2 separate regions of the Homo sapiens genome follow, and region 2 is linked to region 1. A link is a contact called in ENCODE Hi-C data. All regions are on one chromosome and are shown on one strand. The core of a region is the stretch at or near the end of the contact, and the rest is flanking DNA. Distances in the headings are between cores, read along the strand shown.

What was found. A loop is a pair of places that touch in the nucleus more often than their neighbours do. Pooled maps may share reads with other maps.
Region 2: a map of CD4-positive, alpha-beta memory T cell shows a loop between it and region 1 (14-fold over the local background). The contact joins two enhancer-like sites. A Hi-C loop is called at or near these places in 8 of 168 maps with a recorded cell type or tissue (A673, CD4-positive, alpha-beta memory T cell, HCT116 and 2 more), 2 of 37 single-sample maps with no recorded cell type and 22 of 50 pooled maps.

What each region holds. Positions count from the first base shown.
Region 1 is chr2:204,318,869-204,323,898 of GRCh38, forward strand. No RefSeq gene overlaps it. Among named protein-coding and RNA genes, the nearest start is that of PARD3B, 220 kb to the right of the region's middle. RefSeq lists an enhancer at 2,769-3,968. Within about 2 kb of position 3,208, at least 5 of the 41 ENCODE cell types and tissues checked have a DNase peak (open chromatin) inside an H3K27ac peak, as active enhancers do.
Region 2 is chr2:205,768,127-205,773,895 of GRCh38, forward strand. The region is part of intron 15 of NRP2 (neuropilin 2); the gene reads left to right. Among named protein-coding and RNA genes, the nearest start is that of NRP2, 89 kb to the left of the region's middle. Within about 2 kb of position 1,430, at least 8 of the 41 ENCODE cell types and tissues checked have a DNase peak (open chromatin) inside an H3K27ac peak, as active enhancers do.

The DNA of each region.
Region 1 (5,030 bases), core at 1,958-4,457:
ATAAGGCAGTGTGCTGAATGGATTAGGAATGTGATCACTGCTCCACCCCTGCATCTGGGGATGGAGAAACTCTACCTAGAAGCACATGACTGAAAGTGGATAAAGGAGCTATTTCCCAAAGGAAAATCAGAATACTGTTTTGTAAAAAGAGAGGAGGAATAGAAGTTAAGAGGCCAAAATTCAAAATATAAATATTACACTACAATTTATGTTTCTAAAATATTGCTGTCATATTGGCCCAAAGGTGATTTAACAACCTTGAGTAGAGTTATTTGTACTGTGGAGAGTTTGATGAATATTGAGACTCAATGAAAGGTGTGTGGGTATGGGTAAGAAGAGGGAGATGGCTTAGGCAGACTCACCTGGGTCTCTGGATACCTGGAAGAACATCCAACAATGACCTATCATTCAGCTAATATGGGAGGTCCAACACTACTTGGATCAATGAGATCAGAGACCAGAAAAGAATCAGCTGGAAACCACTCAAATTACACAAGATAAAAATTGTGTACCTAAATGAAAAGGTAAAACAAAAAATAATTCACAAAAATATAGAACTACAGATATAATCTAGGAGTTAAGAAGAACTTCCTAAGACTAGAAATTCAAAGGCTAGATAAAAAAGGATAGACACATTTGAATATGTAAATATTAAGAGTATTCCTATGGCAAAAGATCCAATAAATAAAATCACAGTCAAATATCAGAGCTAGAGAAAAAGGTTTATATCAGATTTAAAACAACTGGCACCTGTAACATACAAAAAAGCTTTTAAAATTGTCAAGAGTAAGTCAATCCAGTAGAAAAGCAGGTAAAAGACACAAATGGACAAATCACTGAAAAGTAAATCTAAATGGCCAAGCACCTTCTTTTAAATGCTCAAATTCATTTATAGTCAGGGAAATGCAAATTAAAGTAACAATGAGATGCCATTTTATAGCCATCAGATAGACAAATTAGTAAGAATTATCACATCCAGTGACGGTGAGCTGGTGGGGATGTGATAGAAAGGGTACTCACACATATAATGGCAGAAATATGGTGTCTTACAGCTGTTTAGAAAAGCAATTGAGCAATAATTATAAAAATTGAAACAACATTTACTATTCAATTCAGCAATTCCACTCTTGAAAATTTAGCTCATAGAAATGAAAGAACCAACACATGAAGCTATTTAAGTATGCGTGTGTGTGTGTGTGTGTGTGTCATCATTGTTCGATGAGGCAAAAAAAAACTGGAAACAAAAATTCATTAATAAGTGAACAGCCAAAATATTATGGAATATTTACACCACGGAGAATTATGCAACCATTAAAAAGAATGAAGTAGTTATGCCAGTTAACCTGGAGGGATGGTCACAAGGTTTTGTTAGTGAACAAGTCAGGTTGCGGAAAAGTGTATGTAATGTCATGTAATGATGTAATGTAATGTAATGTAATATAATTGATTACTTTTATAAAACACTGGTAATTACAAATCTGTGTTATATTAATACAGAGAATGATATGGAAGATCATACAGTAGATTTTTAAAAATTGATTACTTGAAAAAGAAACATAGAGGTGTGGAGGGGTGGGTGAGCAACCATCCTGGTTTGCCTGGAACTGAAAGGTTTTCTAGGATGTAGCGGTTTTACGGCTAAAATTGAGACAGTCTCAAGTAAACAGTGATTGTTGGTCACCCTATGGGTGCAGGTGTATAGGATGGAGAGGGAAGGGAAAGGCAAGCCAAAAAAGGGGAAAAGATATGACTAAAAGTCATGTAATCATATATGCACTCATGTAAAATTATTTATCTTGGTTGATGTTGGTAAAAATAAGTTTTAAACCTGTTTATTTTCACAGGTTTTTATAATAATTGAGGAAAGACTTTCACTCACAGACTCCTGTGGTTTTGAAGAAGCTACTTTAGAAATACAAGGGCTAATGGCATCTTCGATGAGCAAGGAAATATCATTTATTTGTTTAGTCAAAAACATGTTCATTAAACATTTATTCCACGTATTAATTTACCTATTAGTAACACAACACATAGAAGGCAGTCAATAAATGTGTTGAATAAGTAAGCAAATGCATGACCATAATTATAATGCATATAATTCATGTAATAACCACAATATATTGTAACATATATACAGCATGAGAACATATTACAATAACAATGCTTTAACAGAGGCAAAAACAGAAGCCCAAGAGAACACAGAAAAGGTGCCTGACTTTGCCTAGTGAGATCTTGGAAATACAGCAGAAGAGAAATATGGAGAGTTTGAAAAAATGAGAGTTTATGGCTAGGAAAAAGGAAAGAGGAAAATCCAGAAAGCAAGAACACCCCATACAAACCCAGGAGTCACAGAAAAGCAAAGTGTATCTGGGAAAGAGTGTGACATTCCCCAAGGCATGCATAGGGAAAAAGTGGAAGTTGGGAAAGGAGAGGTGAGAAGATGAGGCCGCACAGGAAGGAGAGGTGAGATGCTTTAGTTCCTAGGCACCTGCCAAGCAGTTGGCATTCATTTTGAAGGCACTAGGAAGACAGGAAGTCTCACATCAGAGAAAAGCCACAATTGGATTTCGTTTTTAGGAAGATAACACGAGCACCAAGATAGCAAATTGACTTTATGTCAAATGCCATTTCCAAGTGATTAGTCATGAGAGCTGAAGGATAATGTTAAGAAAGACTGGGTGGTCACCTATGTCTGGGCTTAGTAGTTAAAGTGCCGTGAGCGATTAGCAATATCTACTATGGACAAGGGAGAAGGGGAACGGTGACAAGGTTGCTATGTGTTTTCCAAGACCGCGCCTACTACCAGCAGTGTGGAGGAGGGCCCACATGGAAGAGATCATTGTCAGGGAGAGCGGGTGATCTACTAATCCATACAAGAGGTGACGGACATCTGGAGAGGTACAGTGCAGGAACCAGACTCATAGGAGATTTCAGAGGCGCAATCAGGAGGCTCTGCTGAATGAATTTAGTCATGGATGAGATCCAGGCACTAAGGGCATCTCTGGCAAGCGAGCAAATTTCAGATGAGGATCGCTTTATGGTATTGGAACCAAACCCACTTGGCCCCATATACACCTCAGAGAGGATAAGATGACTCGGCAGTTCTGGGAACTGCCAGGGCACATTCCACAATTCTTGCCACCGAATCACTTTCTGATGTCTGTGGCCTCAGCTGCTTAGCCCAGCAGTTCTTGTGATTTATTCTCCAGAGCAGCTCCCAGAAGTTGAAAATCCTCCTAGAGCCAAAAACAGGAAGCATCCCCCACTCACCTGGCCCAGGGTCCAGGAAGGAATATGTGTGCTCTGACACACCCATGGTGTAAGTTCCCATTATGTCAGCAGTGTTTACCATCTCCAGGCACTTCCTATGACATAGGAGCACCGCCAAATCTCTTCACCAGCAGAGGAAATGACTAACTCCAGGAAGTCATCCCTTCTCCCTCTATCCCCCCAACCAAAAATGGAGAGGCTGTTGGACTTTCACTAAAAATATCAACACCATCTAAAAATAAGGTTCATCAACTCTGCCCTTGCCCCAGAATTCCTGACCCGAGCTCCTCTGACATCACCACTGGCCCCTGTCAACAGAGCCTCTCAGAGCCACCTCCTAGCTGCCCTCTTAGCTTAAAGTTCATTTTGAAATCAATCCCCACCAGCCTTCCCACCAATGAGATCACGAATAATAGCTGGCCATGACTGTATCAAACAAGTGTTTTCCCAGGGGATGGAAGGTCTTCCAAAACTCTTCCACAAGCACACGCACCCAAGCGGGTTTATTTCCTGTCTGGTTGGCTTCCTCCAGGCTCATTACGGTTTCAAGGTCATTTTCCAGAAAAGGAAAGAGAGTGCAGGAGTGTGACCTTTAGCAGTCTCGGGTGGACATGCAGCGGCTGACCTGTAGGAGAGTCTAAATGAAGCCATTTGTTAGGAAGCCATTGACAAGCACTTGGGGTATTCAGTAGTGGCACTGTTCCTACTGATGGTTCCTGGGGCACTCAGCCTGCTGCAGAGCTTTCTATTCTGTCTTGAGCTAAGAGACCCCAGCTGAAAATTGGCATTTGCTTTGGCGGTGGTGGTCTTGGTTGTTCTCAACTGATCTAGAGGAGAGTTGGGAAGAAATACCTAATCTTTAGTCCAAAGGAGAAGGATGGGAGAAATAAGACATAATTCTAGATTCAGTTGTGGTTTTTTTTTTGAGTCCCCAGGCTGGAGTGCAGTGGCGCAATCTCAGCTCACTGCAAGCTCCACCTCCTGGGTTCACACCATTCTCCTGCCTCAGCCTCCCAAATAGCTGGGACTACAGGTGCCTGCCACCACACCTGGCTGATTTTTCTTTTTTGTATTTTTTAGTAGAGACAGGTTTTCACTGTGTTAGCCAGGATGGTCTCGATCTCCTGAACTCGTGATCCGCCTGCCTCGGCCTCCCAAAGTGCTGGGATTATAGGCGTAAGCCACCACGCCCGGCTAGATTCAGCTCTTAACTCCTATATTGCTGGAGGTTTCTCTAATGACTGAACTGACTTATTAGCTTTGCTCCCCAAACAAGGAGGCAAGAAAGTCTCAAATAGCAACCCTTCCTCCGAGAGGAAGTAGCACAGCATAGTGGATAAAAGCTTTGAAGTTAGGGTCTCTGGGGTTAAATTCTGTTCTTGTTACATACAGCTGTGTGACATTTTAGCACGTTATTAGGCTCTGTAAGACTCAAGTTTGTTTCTCAGACGTAGACTGGGGTTTGTTATGAGGATCAGTTAAATAAGAAATGAACAGTTTATACACAGTCAGTGCTCCATAGAGGTACCTACCTGTTTTCTTTATTGAGTGTCTTGCCTTGTGCTCGGTGTTCTTCTAGTGCTGGAGATTCTACAGAAAACAGGACAGACAAGGCCCAACCCAGAGTAGGACACAGAGGTAGCCATTTGTGGATGCTGAGTGGCTGGTTGGTGGAAATGGCATGTAAGCTCAGGAAATGAATTGAAAATAGGACTGGGTGGGGCAAGACAGTCTTTCATTGTTAGTCCTCACTCCAACAT
Region 2 (5,769 bases), core at 180-2,679, 1.4 Mb after region 1:
TTTCTTACCCTTCCTCGTGTCCCTGAACCCCATGCCCACTCCCTGTACCACAGTTCTAAAAGTATTAAGAGTATTCATGTGCATACACTGGTGCTCTCTGGGGGTGAGGTTTATGTTAATGTAAATCCAAAGTATTGGAGGAAAGCTGAGAGCCAAACTGAACGACTTTGGATTACAGTCGAATTCGAGTTCTAACCTTCAGGACCCAAGGTAATGCTTATGTTGGTGAAGTGAAAGCTGTGGATGTTGTTTCGCCTGACTCTCTTTGGGTTGTGGAGACTCACAGCTCCCAGAAAGGCTGGGTAAAGACGTGCCAGCAGCTGCTGCAGACACTGTTCTGTGTGCACACCGTGTCGGGCCATGACTGACAAGTACAGTGGCTAAGTGCTAAGTGCTTCACTTCCGTAAGAGAATAAGCAGACCAGGGCACGTACACTCTCCTTGAAACTGTGCTTACCATGAGGCTTCACAGGCCAGTCATGCTCTCTTGTAAAAAATATATACATAAAATCTCATCTGAGCAGCAGTGCTCATTTAGCCAAAATAAACACAGGGCTTAGTAACTTGAAGGTAAGAATTTCCAGGGTGCTCCTGGTGGGCCGCTTTGAGGCTAAGCAAAGGCAGTGCACAAGTTGCATGGATTAGGCCATGGCTTTCGTCCTGGAGGATGGCAAGCATCTTTGGGAAGAAGAAACCAAGGCTTGGGGAGCAGAGACTTGGCCAATGGACACAGTAAAGAGCAGAATCTGAATTGGGAATGGAGAATTTCATTCACCTTGGCACGTTTTACATGGAGATCTGAGTTGGTAACCAGATGAACCTAGTGCCATGGGTCTCTTCTTTCTGGCTGAGACCTGTTTGACCACAGCATGCAACTCTGCCTTGAGCAAACTTTTCTGTTTGAGAGAGGAGAGGACTGTGTGTTCCATCTAACCTAGTGACTCATATACTATTCCTCTTATGGTCAGGACAGCAGGAGTCCTCTCTTGATCCGGGCATAAAATCAGCCTTTTCACTCAAAAAATGGAAACAGAGAAATCAGGGGGCAGGCAAGGTATGGAAAGTTGATGTTGAAACACTGCCAACCATAGGCATTTACATTGTTATACATTTTTCAAATTAGAGTGTTTTTCTTTTCCCTTATAAATTAATCATGCAACAAAGGTAATCTCATTCTTTGGGAGCAATCACTGTACAGGTAAATCTTTAGTGAAATACAATAAAAGTGGCCTTTGGACCTGGAGTTATTAGATGGTCGCAATCTTTTATATTTGGAAGTATCTTTCATTTTCCGCCTCTTACTGATTTCTTGCCATGCAATATTATTTTAAATTTAAATCATCCTGTGTTTTCTGCTGTGTGTGTGTATATACATACATACACACACACACACACACACACACACACACACACAGACACATTGTGTGCCAGGATGTGAGTCAGTAATGAAGAAAAGCCTGGAAGAAAAAGAGATCTGTGTTGAGAAGGGAGAAAGAGAAGAAAGAATGAATAAACTGTGTTGTCATGTGATTTTTTAAAAAGACCCTTTTTTGTGGTTGTTATGAGTCACATTTTAAACAATGTAGCCTGGGTGTGCATTCTTTTCTTTTCTTTTTTAAAGCAGTGGCTATAAACATGGTGCCGTCATGTATCTTTTTCTAGGATTTGAGCTTTAACAAATGAAAAACCGTGTGTATAAAGGGGGGAAAAAGAACCGAAAAGTGGTGTAATTAAGGTGATGGATTATTTCCTCTTACCCAATACTTTCTTTTTTCAATAAAGGAAACAAGAACAATAAAGAAGCCAGTAAAAATATATGAAGCCCATAATCAGAGTTCTGGGGTTTGTTGACCAGGTGGTTATTTTTAGCAGCTCACCTTGGAGGCAAGAGTTTTTGTTCGTGTTAGAGGCTGTGGTTTCTGAGCAGAGCACGGGCAGAGAGACGATCTGGTGCCCTACCTGTTAGAGACTCACGGAAATCCCAGCTGGGTGCACCTGTGGAAGGTGGTTGTCAGAGGGAAGGATTCAGAATGACTGTCCTACGCTAGTGGATGCTAAAAGGAACATCAATGTCTCCCGTTTCAGCTGGGAATGTGGGGTTTATGACTCAGACCATTCCTAAGGTCCAGGGGCCCCATTTCTCGGGTCTCCCTAGGTGCCTTTCTGCAGTTCTCCACAGTTCTCATCCAGACAAAACCAGGAGAAAGTGCACATCCACAGCTGTCTCTTGGGCATAGAGGGGAGCAGTATTAAGAGAGGCCCATTTTGGGGGTAATGCTGGCTGGCATTTGACTCTATTCCTTAGGCTTTAAGTTCTGTTTCTTTGGTGCCAACTGGCCAATCTCTGCATTTTGCACCCCCTTCTCTCCTTTCCCATTCCCACCCTCACCCTCTATTGCCTGCCTCCCAAGGCTTTGTCCACCAGGGTAAGGTCCCCCATCCCAGGGCCTGGCCTCACATTCCCTTTCTCCCTGGACTCCCTTCCTCCCACGCCTCCTTCTCCTAGAAGCACTTCTGAGATGCAGAGAGGGTTAAATGGTGCTTTTGCACATAACCGTCTGATGAAAGGCAGAGAAGTGTTCCTAACCCCTGCCGGGGTTCCAGATAGGCAGCTGTAGTGTGTGAATCCTCCTCCTTGCCCCCACCCCCTTATGTCTCCAGCTGCCAGATTAAGGCTAGGTGTTGCTGAGCAAGAAAGCATGGAGATCAGATGTGTGAAGCGGGTAACTGCTTGGCGGCCATCCTTCCCCAGGGGACACAGAGGTGTTCTTTGTGAGGTTCGCTGGAGCATGCCACCTCTCCTGCTACAGAGGCCTGACACGTCCCCTCTCCATCAGTTTACCACTCATGTAAACAACTGCCGAGGCCAGCTTATCTATGGGTGGAAGAAAATGTTTTTCACCAACTTTTCTCTCCAAGAACACAGGGACAAGACTCAGTTTACAGAAAGTAGCATAAGTGCCACCAAAGAGTGTGAAGCGTCCGAGACTTCAGCCAGTCAGAGATCTGAATTCGGAGGCATTTAAAAATGCCTCTAGATGTGGGAGCAATCCACATGGTTTCTGCCAACTTACTGAAAACATCCCGGCGCCTCCCGCCACACCATGCTCATAAGGCAGATGGAAAGAGTCGTTTCTCAGGGATGCCTTTGTGCTTGTGCGTCTTTTTTCCAAACACATCAGAGGGCGTGACCACATTCTTCTACTATCTTCTGTAAACTTCTCTAGAGGAGCCAACCTTTTTCGTTTGTTTAATCTCACAAATTAAATAAACCTTTATGTGAAATGTTCCTCCACCAGCACTTCATTTTTAACCTGTACAGAAAGGACTGTGCAGACAGGCCAGTCCTAAAACAATTCTGACATGCAATGAGCCTTTTTTGAAAGAGAAAGAGAGAAGGCTTACCCTTGGTGTCTTTCAAAACACTTCTTCTGGAAACCTGGGTGACTCCCCCAGGTCCAGATGATATTTCATAAAGCAGCTATAGTATATGCTTTCTCATTTCAGAGATTCAGTGAGAAACTGACTTGACTGAGACACGCCAATCCTCAGACAGGTTCAGACAGAAATAGGAGGCAGAAAGGAAGAGGACTGTTTCCTCTTCCCTCCCTACTTGGTTAGAGCAAGGAATCTGCAAACTTGTTCTGTAAAGGCCAGATAGTAAATATCTTGGGTTTTACAGGACATACAGTCTCTGTTGCAAGTATTCAGCTCTGCCATTGTGGCATAAAAGCATCCATAAGCAATATGTAAACAAATGAGGGTGTCTGTGTTCCAACAAAAATTGATTTACACAAACAGGCAGTGGGCTGGATTTGGCCAATAGGCCACAGTGAGCTGACCCCTGGGTTAGAGCACAGGCTGGGATTTTGTCCACCTGGTTCTAGCCGTGACTCTGACACTTGCTAGCAGTGTACAGTTCCTCAGGGGACCCTGGGCCATCTCTTGGGTTTCACTGAATGCTTCTCTGCCCTTCTCCACAATTATCCTCCAAGTGAAACCAGGAGAAAATCACTTGTCCTCTCAAGTACTCAGGTCTCCCTTTGGAGGGTCATGAGGAATAAACAAAATTGATTCATGTGAAGCCCGTAGACCAATGGTTAATACACAGGAAATGTCCACTCAGGGTGGCCGTTGTTACAGACACGTTTCCCAATTGCATAGTGACCCTATTTGCAGATAGGAATGACCGGAACACTACCTCATGTGTAACTGTTTTTCTTATTTTCTCCCATGCCTGGTTTCTCAAACTTTATTGTTTCTCAAAATTCAAATTCTTTGTGTTTGCATTGCTTTTCTCCAGGGGGCTCAGAATTTTTACAGATGGGAGCCTGTGCAACCTTGCAAATGCACTTGGAGTTCAGTTATTGACTATTTAAGTATCTGTTTCTGATTATCTCACACAATGGGAAAACTTTGTAGAGAATCTGGGGTGGGAATTAATGAAAAATAGTTCAGGAATTGAAAGTGTTTTCCAGGTGAAAAAAGACATGTGAGTAAGCGGTAGAAATTAGATCAATCAAAGGGAAAATTCAGGTCAACAGATCAACCAACTCCAGGCAAGGTTGAATTCTCACCTACACTTTCACCCACCTAGCCCAGGCTCCTTTTTTGTCAAGCAATGGCTCGATCACCCCCAGATGGCTGAAGGGGCAAGTGAAGCTAAAATTGCACAACTCAGCAATTCGGGCATCTGGTGCAGGTGACATCTGCCTAAAGTGGGCACCTTTTTCTAATTTCCCATAGAGGTGCCACATGAGCTAGCAAAATCTCTAGCACTTTCTGAAAATAACTCTCCAGGGAAGTACCAGTAGGTCATCAACATTTTCCAGGGAGTCTGAACATTGGTCCAAATATATTCCCCTATGCCATCCGTCCATTTATCCATCCACCTATCTATTCATCCATCCATCTGGCATTCATTGGATTGCTGATGTTGTCTGGGAAGGTGCTTTGGGTATGGATTTAACCCCTATTGATTTATCGTCTTCCTTTTCTCTAGTTGGCAAACCACAGCCTCATTAGCATACAGCTCTCCAAGGCTGGAACAGGGCCAGATTCTAAACCAGCACACTCCACCTGCCTTTGGAGTTGAGTCTTTTTAGCTAGTGAATGTTCTGAGAAACTTCTAGCCCCCAGCTGCAAGTCAACCAAGAGTTGCTTGTAGGGGATCAGGAAGGGTTTGCTAGTCATATCCTCTCTTTTCTAACATTAACGTTATTTCTAACCTCTTGACATTAAAACATGAATTCACATAGTACTATTTCTCATTTCTCCAAACAAATGCCCAAAGAAAATGTTTAAGGAGCCAGTATAATGTCCCCCAAGTAGCTTTTGTCACTGAAGTTTTCTACATGTTGATAATTTCAGGGGAGAGAAGGATAAGTAGAGAAGGAGAAGAGGGTCTTACTTAAAGTGGAGTTTGTCTTTCAAGTAGAGCAGGATTCTGAGAGACTATGTCTGTGTCTCTGATTCTAAATATGTAATCCATGTACTAGGATTTCACCTTCCTCCAGCAGGTCCCCTTGATTCTCTCCATTGTGCCCTAACATTGTCTCTTATCGTAAGAAACACTGTAAGAGAAACATGAAGGCTTCATCCTTCTCCAGCCTGAGCACTTTAAGCCATAGGTTGTGTATTTTGTGTTGGAAACCAGCATTTTGGCTGAAGGAAAGCAGACTTTTGAACAAAGATGATGTAGTGATGGAGGGAATGTGGGTAGTTGTGACCATGTTCTGCTTGACAAAAATTTCTGCTCCCACCTCTGTG